Regions from separate parts of the Homo sapiens genome. Here region 2 is linked to region 1. A link is an interaction called in ENCODE POLR2A ChIA-PET data of the cell type or tissue named here. Cell type or tissue: Panc1. All regions are shown on one strand.

Region 1 (8,000 bases):
CTGGGCACAGTGGCGCATGCCCAGCTGCTTGGGAGGCTGAAGCCATAGGATCACTTGAGTAGGAGTTTGAGTCCAGCCTGGGCAACATAGCAAGACCCTGTCTCTTTAAACAAACAAACAAAACCATTTTTAAGAAGATAATCCTAGTTGGGTGTGGAAAATAGGACAAAGGCAGATAAGATTGGTAGGTAGCCATTTAGGAAGCTATTGCAGGAGCCCCAAAGAAAAGATGATGAGAATCATAGTTTGATGTGTTTAAAGGATTTAACAGTAATGCCAATGTTTTTCCTAGAAGTACAGGATATGTTTTAGAACAGTCAGTAAATTGATTTCATATCCCTCTTCTATTCCTGGAAGGCATTTGGCAAAGGCTTTCCTGGACCCATATGCAGGGATCTCATTTATAAACTTCTGCCAAATCCTTGTGGGTCTGCTGTGAAGACACAGCTCATTTTAGAGCTTAGAGTAGAGGGGCACGTCAATTGCGTTGTCCTGGTGACCAGTAACCACAGAGTCACATGACTCCCCCTTCCTCTCAAGAAGACAGCAGCAGTTTTGAGAAGTTGGCCCCGCCTAGAGCCTGCTGTCTCATCCCTATTATTTATGTTCCCCTCCGCCTGGGTGATGATGGTCATAATCGTCATCACCCGCCATTGTCATCACTGTTCTCATTGCTGACATTTACTGAGTACTGTATGTACCATTTGCCAGGAAATGTATTAAATGTTTTACCTACATTATCAAATTTAATCCTTATACGCCCTATGAAATAAATTACTGTTATTATCTTCCATTACAGATGAGGAAACTAAAGTTCAGAGGGGTTTAAGTAACTTGCCCAAGGTCACATAGCTTGATAAATGGCAGAGCCAGAAATTGAAACTAAATTCTGTCTGACTGGAGTCTGGGCTCCTAACTGTTATGTAGTTATTACTTAATACAATTCAGTAGCAAATATGACTTCTCTTTAAATTTGCTCTTTTATGTAGCATCATCCACCCAGTGAAAGTTCACTTAATCAAACACTGTGTTTGTTACCTACCCTCCATGCCCATCCTATAACAGGCATAAAACACAAGTTTAAAGTATCTATTAAAACATTAAGTGTAGGAAAAACTTTGTAGGGGAGGGGAGGTGGATGTGGGTGGCAGAATAGGGAAGCTATTTAAATTTCTAGCTTTTTTCAAGGCAGAATATTCATGTATGCCTTCTCTATTTTTTTTCTACCTTCACAGTTTTTTTAAAGACAGGGTCTTGCTTTGTTGCCCAGGCTGGAATGCAGTGGCATGATCACAGCTCACTGCAGCCTCAAATCTCCCAGGCTTAAGCGATCCTTCCACCTCAGCCTCCCAAGTAGCTAGGACTACAGGTGCACACCAGCATGCCCAGCTAATTTTTAATAAATTTTTGTAGAGACAGTCTCACTATGTTGCCCAGACTGGTCTTGAACTCCTGGCCTCAAGTGATCCAACCCCCTTGGCCTCCCAAAATGCTGGGATTACAGGCATGAGCCAACATGCCTGGCCTGCCTTCACTATTTTGTGTGAAGTATAGAGATTTCGGAAAGAGGAGAGACACTTACTTTTAAAAATTGAGATACAATTCACATACCATAAAATTCACCTTTTAAAAGTATATAATTCAGTGGTTTTTAGTATATCCACAAAGTTGTACACCCATTCACCACTAATTCCAGAGCATTTTCATTACCCCCAAAAGAAACTTCATACCCAGTAGCAGTCAGTGCTCATTTTCCATTCCTGAGACATTCATTTTCAAACATATTAAATACCAGAATACATCCCAATGCTATGAAAAAGGTTTTGGGAGTGTCTATCTACAATTCCTCTCTCTTTAATGCAGATAATGATAATAGCTGACACTGGTGTAATGCTTACTATTTGTGAGGTACTATTTTCAGTGCTTTACATATATTAATTTCATTACAACCCTATGAGCAGGTTTTATTTTTATTTTTATGTTGAATCTTTATTTTTATTTTTATGTTGAGTCAGGGTCTTGCTCTGTAGCCCAGATTAGAGGGTGCAATCACCACTCACTGCAGCCTTGACCTCCTGGGCTCAAGTGATCCTCCCACCTCAGCCTCCTGACTAGCTGGGGCTACAGTTGCACACCACCATGCCCAGCTAATTTTTTGTATTTTTTGTAGAGACCAGATTTCACCATGTTGCCCAGTCTGGTCTTAAAACTCCTAGACTCGGCCGGATGCGGTGTCTTATGCCTGTAATCCCAGCACTTTGGGAGGCCCAGGCGAGTAGATCACGAGGTCATGAGATCGAGACCATCCTGGCTAACACGGTGAAACCCCATCTCTACTAAAAACACAAAAAATTAGCCGGGCTTAGTGGCGGGCGCCTATAGTCCCAGCTACTCGGGAGGCTAAGGCAGGAGAATGGCGTGAACCCAGGAGGTGGAGCTTGCAGTGAGCCGAGATCACGCCACCGCACTCCAGCCTGGGTGACAGAGCCAGACTCCGTCTCAAAAAAAAAAAAAAAAAACTCCTAGATTCAGGCAATCTACCTGCCTCAGCCTCCCAGAGTGCTGGGATTACAGGCGTGAGCCACTTTACCCAGCCAGGTTCTATTATTAAACCCATTTTACAGATAAGAAAGTTAAGACACAGAGAATTAACTTGCTCCAAAGAAGCAAGTAAGTAATTAAGTAATTGTTTTAATAAAAAGTTAAGTAATTGCTGTAATAAGGGATGGAGCTGCCATATAGATCTAGGTAGTCTGGCTCTATAGTCTGTGCTCTTAACTATTACATTTTGTTTTGTTTTGTTTTTGAGACGGGATCTTGCTCTGTCACCCAGGCTGGAGTGCAGTGGTGTGATCTCAGCTCACTGCAGCCTCAACATCCTGGACTCAAGCAGTCCTCCCACTTTAGCCTCCCAAGTAGCTGGGACAATAGGCACATGCCACCTCACCCGCCCAATTTTTGGATTTTTTGTTTTAGAGATGGGGTCTCACTATGTTGCCCAGGCTGGTCTTGAACTCCTGAGCTCAAGCCATCTGCCCCCTTGGCCTCCTAAAGTGGTGAGATTACAGGCATGTGCTACTGCTCCCAGCTTAACTTACATACGCTCTAAGCTGATCATATTTCTTTTTTTTTTTTTTTTTGAGGTGGAGTCTCGCTCTGTCACCCAGGTAGGAGTGCAGTGGTGCAATCTCGGCTCACTGCAAACTTCGCCTCCTGGGTTCACACCATTCTCCTGCCTCAGCCTCCCGAGTAGCTGGGACTACAGGCGCCTGCCACCACGCCTGGCTAACTTTTTGTATTTTTAGTAGAGATGGGGTTTCACCATGTTAGCCAGGATGGTCTCGATCTCCTGACCTTGTGATCCGCCTGCCTTGGCCTCCCAGAGTATATGGGGTCTTTTGTGATTGGCTTCTTAGCACAATGTTTTCAAGGTCTTCATGATGAAGCTGATCATATTTCTATTTTAAAATGATATGAAGACCTTGAAAACATTGTACTAGGAAGCCAATCACAAAAGACCACATATTACATGATTTCATTTATATGAAATGTCCCAAATAGGCAAATCTATATATAGAGAAAGTAGATTAGTGTTTGCCTAGGGCTGGAGAGGAGAGGGGATGTTGTGGGGAAATGGGAAGTGACTGCTAGTGAGTATAAAATTTCTCAGACCGGCCGCGGTGGCTCACGCCTGTAATCCCAGCACTTTGGGAGGCCGAGGTGGGCAGATCACGAGGTCAGGAGTTTGAGACCACCCTGGCTGACATAGTGAAACTCTGTCTCTACTAAAAATACAAACATCAGCCGGGCATGGTGGCACGTGCCTGTAGTCCCAGCTACTCAGGAGGCTGAGGCAGGAGAATCGATTGAACCCGGGAGGCAGAGGTTGCAGTGAGCCGAGATCACGCCACTGCACTCTAGCTTGGGCAAGAGAGTGAGACTTCATCTCAAAAAAAAAAAAAAATTCTTTATGAGGTTTTGAAGTTCTAAAATTGATAGTGATAATGGTCACACAACTCTGAATATGCTAAAAACTCATTGTACACTTTAAATGGGTGAATTGTATAGTATGTGAATTATGTCTCAATAAACCTGTTTTTAAAAAATGAGATGAAGAGAAACAACCAGAATAATGATGTTGCTTAGAATATCTTTGCCTTCACCTGGAAAAAGCTATATATATATATATATATGTGTGTGTGTGTGTGTATATGTATATGTGTATATATATATATGTGTATATATGTGTGTATATATGTGTGTATATATGTGTATATATGTGTATATATGTGTATATACATGTGCATATATATGTATATTTGTGTGTATATGTGTGTATATATGTGTGTGTATATATATGTGTGTATATATGTATATGTGTGTATATATATACACTTATACACACACTGTCTTTCTTGTCCTTTTTTTTTTTTTTATTCATTAATTTGGGGTGTTTAGTCATTTGCAACCAATCCTATTTTTTATTTTTTTTTTTGAGACAGGATCTGGCTTTGTCACCCAGGCCGGAGTGCAGTGGTGTATCTCAGCTCACTGCAACCTCTGCCTCCTGGGTGGAAGCCATCCTCCCACCTCAGCCTCCCGAGTAGCTGGGACTATGGTTGCACGCCACCATGCCCAGCTAATTTTTGTATTTTCAGTAGAGATGAGTTTCACCATGTTGCCCAGACTGGTCTCAAACTCCTGAGCTCAAGCCATCTGCCCACCTTAGCCTCTCAAAGTGCTGGGATTACAGGCATGAGCCACCACGCCTAGCCAGCCAATCCTAATTTTAACCATTGTATCTGCCTACTAAAAAATCTTCAGGTGCCGCTAATTGCCCAAAAAACAAAACCCAACCTTCCTAACCTGGAAATAAGTCCTGTGAAACCTCATGTACCTCTGTGGGAAAGAATAGTGTGATCACTGGGAATGTGAATGTACGTTTTGATGTATAAATTAAGACAGTTCAGTATGTTAAACCATTCATCATGCAAATATTTACGGAGGGCTTACTGTGTATCAGGCAGAACTCTAGGTGCTTGATTGACATCAGTGAATAAAATAGACAAAAAGAATCCCTGCCCTGTAGGACATACAGGAAACAGGGATGGATCCAAAAGAGAATAGTTAACTCAGATGGTAAGAGTTATGTATGGGTTTAATAGAAGAGGGGGCAGTTTAATAGAAGAGGGGGTACATAGCAGTTTAATAGAAGAGGGGGTACATAGCAGTTTAATAGAAGAGGGGGTACATAGCAGTTTAGCTGATCTGAGCTAGACTAGGTTGAATCCTATAGTCTTCCATTTGGGTTCAAGTCTGTTTTTTCTTTTTTTTGAGACAGAGTTTCGCTCTTGTTGCCCAGGCTGGAGTGCGATGGCGCGATCTCGGCTCACTGCAACCTCCGCCTCCCAGGTTCAAGTGATTCTCCTGTCTCAGTGTCCCAAATAGCTGGGATCACAGGTGCCCACCACCACACCTGGCTAATTTTTGTATTTTTAGTAGAGATGGGGCTTCACCTTCTTGGCTAGGCTGGTCTCGAATTCTTGACCTCAGATGATCCACCTGCCTCAGCCTCCCAAAGTGCTGGGATTACAGGCGTGAGCCACTGCGCCTGGCCTCAAGTCTGTTTTTTCTTGTCTTCATTCTGGGGCCCAGGCTAAAGAGCCAGGGGCTTTCAGGGCATGCTCTTCTAATGGCAGATTACAGGAGCACCAGAGGACAGGCCAAACCATAAAATAATGGCTGAAAGCCTGTGCTTATGCCATCTCCACTCCACTCCAAGTCCTACCAAAATGTGACAGGGAAACATACTCTGCCTGTAGTGGGAGGCACTGCATGATTACACAGTAAAGGGTATGGATATGCAATTCTATATTTGTATACTATTAATGATATACATAATGATATACATTATTATACACATATAATTACACATCTTGTAAGGATATATAATTCCTACAAGAGGGTGAGGATTATTGAATAGCAGTTCTGTCTACTAGCGTATATATTATAAGAATAAGAAGTAGCTGAAAAAGTTTGAATATAGAGGTGAATGGACATGGGTATAGAAAGGGCTAAAAGTTGGCTGGGTGCAGTGGCTCACGCCCATAATCTCAGCACTTTTGGGAGGCCGAGGCAGACAAATCACTTGAGATCAGGAGTTTGAGACCAGCCTGGCCAACATGGTAAAACCCCATCTCTACTAAAAATACAAAAATTAGCCGGGTATGGTGGTTCATGCCTGTAGTCCCAGCTCCTCGGGAGGCTGAGGCAGGAGAGTCACTTGAACCCAGGAGGCAGAGGTTGCAGTGAGCCAAGATTGAACCACTGCACTCCAGCCTGGGTGACAGAGCAAGACTCCGTCTCAAATAAATAAATAAATAAATAAAAATAAAAATAAAATTGTCAGAGATATCAAGATATTGCTAGAGGAGTGGGGACAAATTGTGAATTATGGTGGTTAAATGATGCACTGATCTTTGTCTCGTTTCAGTGTTGCTAGTATGAATTCTAATTCATAACACTATGGTGTAAAGACATTAGATATTTACTTATCTAATCTCATTTTACCTATTCTAAGCTCCCCTCTACCTGGCTATTGGAAAACTTAATTTTAGGTATCATTGGAGCCCTTCTTCCTTTCCTGTACCCAGTGGGCCAGGCACGAACAGAGCAAGACTAACCCTTATATGCAAATCTGACAAGGACATTTAAAGAAAAGGGAGTTATAGACTAATAACCCTTGAGAGCACAGGTGTAAAAATCTGTAACAAAAAAGTACCAAATTGAAAATTGAAGTCTCTAAAGAGGATAATACATCATAAGCAAGTAGAATTTATCCCAGGAATGCAAGGTTGATTTAACATTTAAACTTATGACATCAGAATAAAGGGGGAAAATGGTCATCTCATTGGACGCAGGAAAAGCATTTGATAAAATTCAACAACTATTCATGATTTTTTTTTTTATTAAGCAAAATGAAACACTGCAGAACTGGTGTGAAGTTGTGAACTATTTCCCCCGCCTGCCTCTGAGCAGGAATCCCAATGATCAGACATGCTAACTGCCTAGATGGCCCCGCAAAAGTCTGTGGAGTCTCTAGGACATAGTTAATTAATCGACCTGTGATCATATGCATTTGCTAATTGTTAGGAAGTTAGTAGTCCAGTTTATATCAACTACCACATGCTACTGTTAGTTTCTGTATCAATTTTGTAATATTATTAAAATATCCTTTTTGTTCTCTCTCATAGCAGTCTGTAATATAAATCTCCCACCTGTTTCTTTCTCCTTTCATCTTTTTTTTTTTTTGACATGGGGTCTTACTCTGTTGCCAAGGCAGGAGTGCAGTGGCATGATCTCAGCTCACTGCAACCTCCACCTCCCCTGGGTTCAAGTGATCCTCCTGCCTCAGCTCCCAAGTAGCTGGGACTACAGGTGCACACCATCATGCCCAGCTAATTTTTATATTTTTAGTAGAGACAGGGTTTTGCCATGTTGGCCATGTTGGTCTCGAACTCCTGACCTCAGGTGATCCACCTGCCTTGGACTCCCAAAGTGCTAGGATTACAGGCGTGAACCACTGCACCCAGCCTCTCCCTTATCCCAGCTACTCTTATCTTATCCCAGCTACTCTTCGTAATGTTTTATCCCCAGATTCATGGGTTTTCATGTGGATATATTATTTTCTTTTTCTTATTTATTTGTTGTGGAGATGAGATCTCACTATGTTGCCCAGGCTGGTTTCTAGCTCCTAGCCTCAAGTGATCCTAGCCTCGGCCTCCCAGAATGCTCGGATTACAAGCATGAGCCACCCTGCCTGGTCTTATTTTCTTTACATGTCATGTTAGTGCCCCCATCTCCTGTTAGAGATTTCTTTTTTTTTTTTTTTGAGATGGAGTCTTGCTCTGTCGCCCAGGCTAGAGTGCAGTGGCGCGATCTCAGCTCACTGAAAGCTCCACCTCCCGGGTTCATGCCATTCTCCCGCCTCAGCCTCCCGA
Region 2 (8,000 bases), 370 kb before region 1:
GCCTGTCCAGGGAAAGAAGAAAACGTTCAGGGAAGAGAAAGATCTGGTCAAAGAAAAGGGACAGACAGGGTAGAGCCAGGAATCAAGAATCAGGGTAGTGAAGAGATTCCTAACCCTGCCCCCCAGGCAGTTGTATACTTTAGGCTAGATGTTAACAGAGACCCCCTTCTCCTCAAAAAAAAATGAGTGAAGGGGCACAACACTGTGGAGAGAAGCCTTCTAGTTTTTACTCATTTCAAGGAGAAACTGGAACTAATTAATGAATGGACCTAATATCTAGTTTATTTTATTAAGACTCCCAATAACTCACTCAGTAACCTTCTCAAGCCCCTGGCAACGTGTTCTCAGATCCCTTCCTATGTGAAGTTCGCTCTTAGAAGCTGCCTATAGATCCTGTCCCTCAGCCTCTCCATCTCATGTCCAGCAGTGGAGAGGAAATTGGCATCCCAACTAATTCCTCCTCTCCTTCAGAGTTTTTTCCAAACATCCCTCTTTGGAAGGGAAATACTCTAATAGTTTAACGTTCTAAGCAATGTATATATGTATATATATTTTATTTTTGACCCGACTTCACCTCCTTAAATCCTTCCCTTTTTTTGGATGTTTGGAAATGCCACAGCCATCTTATTACTATGAGGGGAAGAACCAATATCCTGAAGATGGCAGAGCAGAAAGAGGAAAGAACTGTAATGAGCAGCTCATGGAATACTCAAAATTCTATGAGCTGCTGTTTTTACCAATTCTGGAAACACCCAACTTCAAGACTTCTTGATATATGAACTAAGAAATCTCCTTGTTATTAAAGAAAAAAAGAAAAGAAAACCCTTCCCCAGCAGAGACCACTTTTACTACAAACTTAAAATGTCTTTTCTTTATCCTCGGCCTCAACTATATGTTGCGGCATTGAATTAGCATTGCCAAACACCGCAGCCACTTTTTACCCCGAGCCAGGAGAGAAAGGAAGCATGCTATGTGGTGGGGCTTGAAGTCCTCATTAGGTAGGCAGCTGTATGTCTGATCATGGCGAGAGGTTCCTCTTGCTTCGCTTCCCTCATCCTTACATTCATACATGCTAACTCTCTCCCCCGACAATTTACCTGCTTTAGAAGCTTTGTGTCAAATGAAGTTGCTTTTCCATTCCATCTAGCAAAAGCCTGGGCTGAAGATAATCAACAGGGGACTACCCAGAAGATTCTGTTTTATCTCTAGCTCAAGCCACCTACTTCAAAGCTCACAACAGCTCAAGGAAAGAGAGTTATCTGGAGCAAAGACCATTCGTTTTAGGCTACAGAAAGGTTGTCTAGGCTTTGGAAGCTGGACACTGAGCAAAGACTGACCAGCTGCTTGCCTGGGAGGCAATAAGGGAAAGGAGGGCGATAGCAATAAAGTGAAAAGGAGGACAATGGGCCTAGAAGAGAGAGAGGATAAGAGAAGAAATAATATCAGCTTAGCATCATAAAGGCAGAGTTGTTGGCTTTCAATACTTTTGAATTTTAAAAGAATACTGTACTGGAATGGGTTAACATCATCATCTTTAGCATCCTGGTAGCATTATTCAGTAGTTAATAAACAGACATTAAAACCTCTGCCTGGCTGGTTTTTGAAAAAGGAACCTGAGGGACCCCAAACTCAGCCACTCTTGTAGTTTCCATCTCCGGTTCTTTTAATCCTGGCCAAGATGGCGGCCTTGGAGACTTTCTTCCGGTCATAGGCCAGACCGAGGGCGGCCATGCAATCAATGAAGAATGTGGTGAAGTTGATGTGCCAGCGGTACTCACTGGCAGAGTAGTCATAGGGAAAGGAGTGGTGGTAGTTGTGGAAGCCCTCACCTGAAACAAAAGCGAGAAGTTATGGAGTGACGGTGCATTGAGGTTTTCTTGATTTGTGCACACCAGTTAGCTAGCAGGGTACCTCACACCTGGGAGAAACTCGCTATTGTTGAATGGATGAATTCAGTCTCTTTTAATATGAACCAAACAGATCCCCTCAGAGGCATCTTTACTTTTATTATTTTACTTTTTTTGTAGAGACGGGGTCTTGCCATGTTGCAAGCAACCCTCCCACGTTGACCACCCAAAGTGCTAGGATTACAGTCATGAGTCACTGCGCCCAGCCAGTCAAAGGCATCTTAAGGAGTGATTGGAGACCCTGGTCACCCGTGGCTGTCTGGGAGCCTTGTGGGAGGAGAACTGACAGTTTCTCAGAGGATAAAATGACTAGAGAGAAGCTCCTACTTTTGGGAATGGGTATCAGGTTGGAAAATTCCAAATTCACTCTTGGCCCTGCCCTCAAGGCTCTGTGTGCATGTGCATGTGCACGTCCTTGCAGAATGAAGCACTCTGGCTATGACTCTTAAAAAAATGAGTAAAGAAGCACACCTTTCCCCACCACACTGGAACCACCTCTAGGGGTGGGAGGTTCCAAAAGAGTGGGCCCTGCAGCCAAAGATCAGAAGAAAGGCCAGCCCAGGGGCTGGAATGTCCTCAGCCACTGCAGTTCCCAGGGGCTGCTCCAACTTTTTTGAGCTTTGACCCTGGTGTGGGGGAGGTGCTGATAAAACAGAAGCTCTCTGAGGAAGAAAAATACCCTGTAACCTCTGAGATTTTGAGGACTCTTGGGATGAACATTTCACTTTGCTGGAGGGAGGAAAACAAACAAATTCTGGATTCACAGCAATTTCTCTAACGTGTAAAGCTTTGGAAACTCGACAGATAGAGAGTTTGCCAACGCTTGGCAGGACTCTTCTTTCTGAACCACAGCCAAAAATAATACTGACCCTAATCAGGCATGGATAAAGAATAGCTACTAAGAGCTAATATTTGGCTCTTTGTAGATAACAGTACCCTCAGACAGACCAGTCATGACATTAATCAGAAGCAAGGCAAGGAAGTCCTGCAAAGTAAATGACATCATCTAGGGCATTTCAAGGTATGTCCTCTCTCTGTGACACCTGATGATCTGCAGTGTGAACTGGGGAGGAGGGGGGTAGAATGCCAGGAATAAAGGTACTGAGGATTATTAATGTCCATTAATGGTTTTGCAGCTGGGCTGTGTGTAAGCACTAGCCAGGCCTTTGGTTACCAGATTTAAAATGGAATCAGATGCACACAGAGACAAGGGAGGAAAAAAAAAGAAGAGGGTCAACGGGTAGAAAGAAGACAGGACTTTGCAACTGGGGCAGCAAGAGACAGCCCAAGAAAGGCTCAAGGGAGAAGGTTAATTTGGCAGAGAAGATGAGCATGTGACAGTGGGGGAGGTAATTCAAGAAACAAAAAGATTAGGGTGGCAGGAAACAGAGCTGGAGGAGAACAAAGGGTGAGGTGATAAGGGAGGAAAGCAGCAGGCAAGGAGGAGTGAATGATAACAACAACAGGTCAGATATTGGCAGCCACTTTGAACTCATGGCCACCCAGAGGCTGGAGGTGGGGAAGGTCATTATAGATCCATTTGCGATACAGGAAACATCTCATGCCAGAAACTCCATTCCTATGATAATCTCAGATTTATACAGTGTATATGATTTATTTTAATCATGGGTTAAAGTAAGAATAGGCACAATGGTAAGAAGGTGCCTGAAAAGAGATATGTGAAAGTTAAAAAGAGAGAAAAAAAATGCTTTTATTTTTATTATATATTTTTGAGATGGAGTCTCTGTCACCCAGGCTGGAGTGCAGTGGCACAATCTCGGCTCATTGCAACCTCTGCCTCCCGGGTTCAAGCGATTCTTCTGCCTCAGCCTCCTGAGTAGCTGGGACTACAGGCACGTGCCACCATGCCTGGCTAAGTTTTTTGTACTTTTTTTTTTTTTTTTTTTTAAGTAGAGACAGAGGTTCACCATATTGGCCTGGCTGATCTCTAACTCCTGACCTCAAGTGAACCACCCACTTTGGCTTCCCAAAGTGCTGGGATTACAGGTGTGAGCCACCACGCCTAGACAAATAAATCTTTTTTTTTTTTTTTTTTTGAGACGGAGTCTCGCTCTGTCGCCCAGGCCGGACTGCGGACTGCAGTGGCGGAATCTCGGCTCACTGCAAGCTCCGCTTCCCGGGTTCACGCCATTCTCCTGCCTCAGCCTCCCAAGTAGCTGGGACTACAGGCGCCCGCCACTGCGCCTGGCTAATTTTTTTGTATTTTTAGTAGAGACGGGGTTTCACCTTGTTAGCCAGGATGGTCTCGATCTCCTGACCTCATGATCCACCCGCCTCGGCCTCCCAAAGTGCTGGGATTACAGGCAATAAATCCTTTTAATAAACATAGTAGGCCAGGCGCAGTGGCTCACGGCTATTATAATTCCAGCACTTTGGGAGGCCAAGGCAGGAAGATCACTTGAGCTCAGGAGTTCGAGACCAGCCTGTGCAACATGGCAAAACCATGTCTCTACAAAAAAATAGAAAAATTAGCCAAGCATGGTGGCATGCACCTGTAATCCCAGTTACTTGGGAGGCTGAACCCCGAGGATCGCTTGAGCCCAGGAGGTCATAGCTGCAGTGAGCTGTGATCACACCACTGCACTGAAACCTGGGCAACAGAGTGAGACTGTCTCAACAACAATTTAAAAGATAATAAAGATGGTTAAGGTTGAGAATATAAAGGAAGATTTTTAAAGAGAAAAAGAAAATGAGTGTTAGGCAATGACCTGCCTAAATGTGTGGAGTAGTGTGGTTGTCTAGATATTATTGAATGACCAATAGCACCAATTACTGGAAAGAAGAGGTCGCCAGATCTATTTAAGGAAAATTCATTCAGGGCCTTGGTGAAAGTCTATATTCAGTTGGAAAGAGGGACAGAGAAAAAAATGTAGATACTTTGGGAGGCTGAGGCAGGAGGATCACTTCAGCCCAGGGTTCAAGACCAGCCTGGGCACCATGGTGAGACCCTGTCTCATTAGAAAAGAAAGGAAAAGAAAAGAAAAGAAAGAAAATGAAAGGAAAGAAAAGAGAAAAGATAAGATCAACATTAGAGAATTGAGCAGGAACTTGTGATCACACTGCTTTATTGGGAGATTCCTGAAGGCATGTTGGGGGAAGGGATGTTCCTAGCCCAGAATAGAAGTAGAAGAGAGAAAAATAGAGGACAAGAGGAGACAAGAGGGTAGGTGGTAGTAAAGGGCCACCAGCAGTTATTTTGATGCCCTTCATAATGGCATCACCAAACAGTAAGGCACGGCACACTCTTAAAGCAAGGCATATCTGAGTAGAGTGGAAAGATAAAAAATACTTTGTGTGCATACTTGAAGTTCATAAAACACCAGGCTTACTGGCCACTCAGATGATCCCATTGTTCTATTTATGCATTCCTTGCCTCAAGCAAGACTGCAGTCCAGCCCAGAGTTGATGAAAGAAAGGAAAACTCTAAGGTGCTCATCATGTATGGCATTTGGTTTTCTTTTTTGTTTGTTTGTTTTGCTTTTTAATAGAAACAGGGTTTCACCGTGTTGGCCAGACTGGTCTCAAACTCCTGACCTCAGGTGACCTGCCCGCCTCAGCCTCCCAAAGTGCTGGGATTACAGGCATGAGCCGCCGGGCCCGGAGCATACATGGCATTTGGAAATTGTTTTAGAACCTGGAATCAAAATCAGTGTTTTTTTGTGTTTTGTTTCTTATCCTTTCATTTTTACATAAAACATGTTGCCTGACTCTCAAAAGCGTTTTCCAGTATACTGCCCCCTAATTTTATAGTGGAAAAACTGAGATACAAAGTAGCCATAAAAAACAGATTTATCTAGTTTTTCTGGCTCCTAGCCTAATCCCCTAATCAGCAGACCACTGGATGTAGTCTTACTTGGACAGCTGACTTACCCACAGCTCCAAGTGAAACCAGGATATTCTCCCGGGGGCTAATGTTCTTGTCATAAGGACGATATCCGAAGAGGTGGGCAGCACTGTTCACCAGCCAGGTGGCATTAAGCACCACAGCATATCGCAAGAAAGTGGCAACGAACACACTGTTTTGAAAAGTTTCACCCCAGAAATACCAGGGCACAAGCGTGGGCAGGATGAAGCACATCATCAGCAAGCCAGGTTTGTAGTACCTACATTGACAGACCAGACACCAGGTCAATGGAGGGGGACTCCACACCTACATGGATCTTCCACACTAATTGGGAGGGGATGGGCTGTCTTTCTTCCATGTTGAATTGCTTGTCTGACTCTAAGTTCATTGTTTTATTTATTTTTGTTTGTTTTTTTTGACAGGGTCTCACTCTGTTGCCAAGGCTGGAGTGCAGTGGCGTGACCTTAGTTCACCACAGCCTTGAACTCCTGGGCCAAGAGATCCTCCCACCCCAGCCTCCTGAGTAGCTGGGACCACAGGCATGAACCATCGTGCCCATTTAGTTTTTAATTTTTTGTAGAGATGAGGTCTCACTATGTTGCCCAGGCTGGTCTCGAATGCCTGAACTTTCCAGCAATCCTCCCGCCTCAGCCTCCCAAAGTGCTGGGATTACGGGCATGAGCCACCATGCCCGGCCATCGCTGACTTTTTACTAGAGCATAATACCACATTGGTAAGATAGGTGAGGTCCAAACTACAAACTAATGAACAGACGTCTCTCCATCCTTGGCTGGTTTTCCCATCTGCCTTTGGGCTCCTTTCTCTTTCTAATCAGCACTCTTTTTCAGTCTGTGTTTAGTGTCATGCCTCCATTTTCTGCTAGCTACTCCCTAATTCTTTGGTCTTCTTTTCCCTCAGAGACCCATTGAGTGTCCTTGATCACCTGCAGCTCTCTGTCCCTCAGGAAGCCCTTTCTCAGTCTTCATTCTCAATGTAGACCAGGCCATTGACATTCCAAGGGCACTGATTCCCTACATTCCTTCAGCAGTCAAGTCTTTGACTTTTACATCACTGACATTCCCTGCACCCAACTCTTTTCTCCATTTCTGCCACTGCTTCGCTAGCAGGGGTCCTCATTACCTAACTTATGTCCCTACCTCTCACTTTGGCTCAGTGGTTTCTTACACTTGTTCTAAAAGCAGCCTTCCTAAAGCACGTCCGTAACTATGCCACATTGCAGTTCAAAAGATGTAATGGCTTCCTATTGCTTATTGAATTAAGTCCTAAGTCTGCTTTTAGGACTCGACAAGAATGGCATTAGTCTCTCCAGTCTTACTTCTTCCCATACCCTATACTTCAAGCAAAAGGACTCTATTGCTGGAACATGCTTCGTGTTTTAGCTCATTCTGTTTCTTCTGTTTGCACTGTCTCTCCCCACACATAGTTGTAAAAATTTCTATCCGTTGGTGGATTCCAACACTATTTATTTCATATCACTTCCTTGGTGTTGCCCATTGAGCAATCTCCCTCCCCTTTGTACCTCTCATAGTACAGAAAATATTCTGCCTTATGCCATGGTTATCTGGATACTTGGCTTATCTCTCCACCCCGATAGGCTACAAACTTTTTGAAGGTAAGAACTAAGCTACCGGCCTGGGCAATATAGTGAGTGAGACCTTGTCCCCACAAAAAATTAGCCAGGCATGGCGGTGTGTGCCTGTAGTCCCAGATACTCAGGAGGTTGAGGTAGAAGGATTGCTTGAGCCTGGGAAGTCAAGGCTGCAGTGAGCCATGATTGTGCCACTGCACTCCAGCCTGGGCAAGAGAGAAAGACTGTTGAAACACAAACACAAAAACAAACAAACAAACCTAGGCAACTAGGCTATAATCATCTTTGAATCTATGACTGTCCTAGGACAATAAACATCTCTTGAATGTAATGGGTTTAATTAAGATAGTCAGAGAGAAAGAAATGGAGCAATAGTCTATGGCTACGGGCCCGTGGGATGTTAAAAATTGGGATTTTAAATTAAGATTGTGAACATGCAAACCCAGCAAATTTCTCAGCTTATATTTTGAAAGTCTCAGGAGAAAAAATGGGGTCCCTAATGACCAGGTGCCAGGGCCATATCCCCACCTCCATCAGGGCTTCACTCACCTCCTCTGGAACATCACCAGTTTCTCAGCTTCTAGGTCAGACAAGTCTAGCGTACTCCCCTTCTCTTTGA

The links. ChIA-PET counts read pairs that join two places held together with the same protein. Peaks named below come from ENCODE experiments on the same cell type or tissue, not always from the same donor. Only the 100,000 strongest peaks of a DNase experiment are listed, where the experiment ranks them.
Region 2: POLR2A ChIA-PET joins it to region 1 with 10 read pairs; 3 of 35 experiments call an interaction of 5 or more read pairs at or near these places.

The regions. Positions count from the first base shown.
Region 1 is chr10:99,987,046-99,995,045 of GRCh38, reverse strand. The region is part of intron 1 of DNMBP (dynamin binding protein); the gene reads left to right. Among named protein-coding and RNA genes, the nearest start is that of DNMBP, 19 kb to the left of the region's middle. In Panc1, no CTCF peak of the experiment used is centred here; no DNase peak of the experiment used is centred here; H3K27ac peaks cover 711 bases.
Region 2 is chr10:100,354,563-100,362,562 of GRCh38, reverse strand. It overlaps SCD (stearoyl-CoA desaturase), which reads right to left. Exons shown (of 6, transcript NM_005063.5): 4 at 7,931-8,000; 5 at 5,799-6,031; 6 at 1-1,829. The coding sequence ends at 1,630. Among named protein-coding and RNA genes, the nearest start is that of SCD, 11 kb to the right of the region's middle. RefSeq lists an enhancer at 7,486-7,986. In Panc1, no CTCF peak of the experiment used is centred here; no DNase peak of the experiment used is centred here; H3K27ac peaks cover 5,381 bases.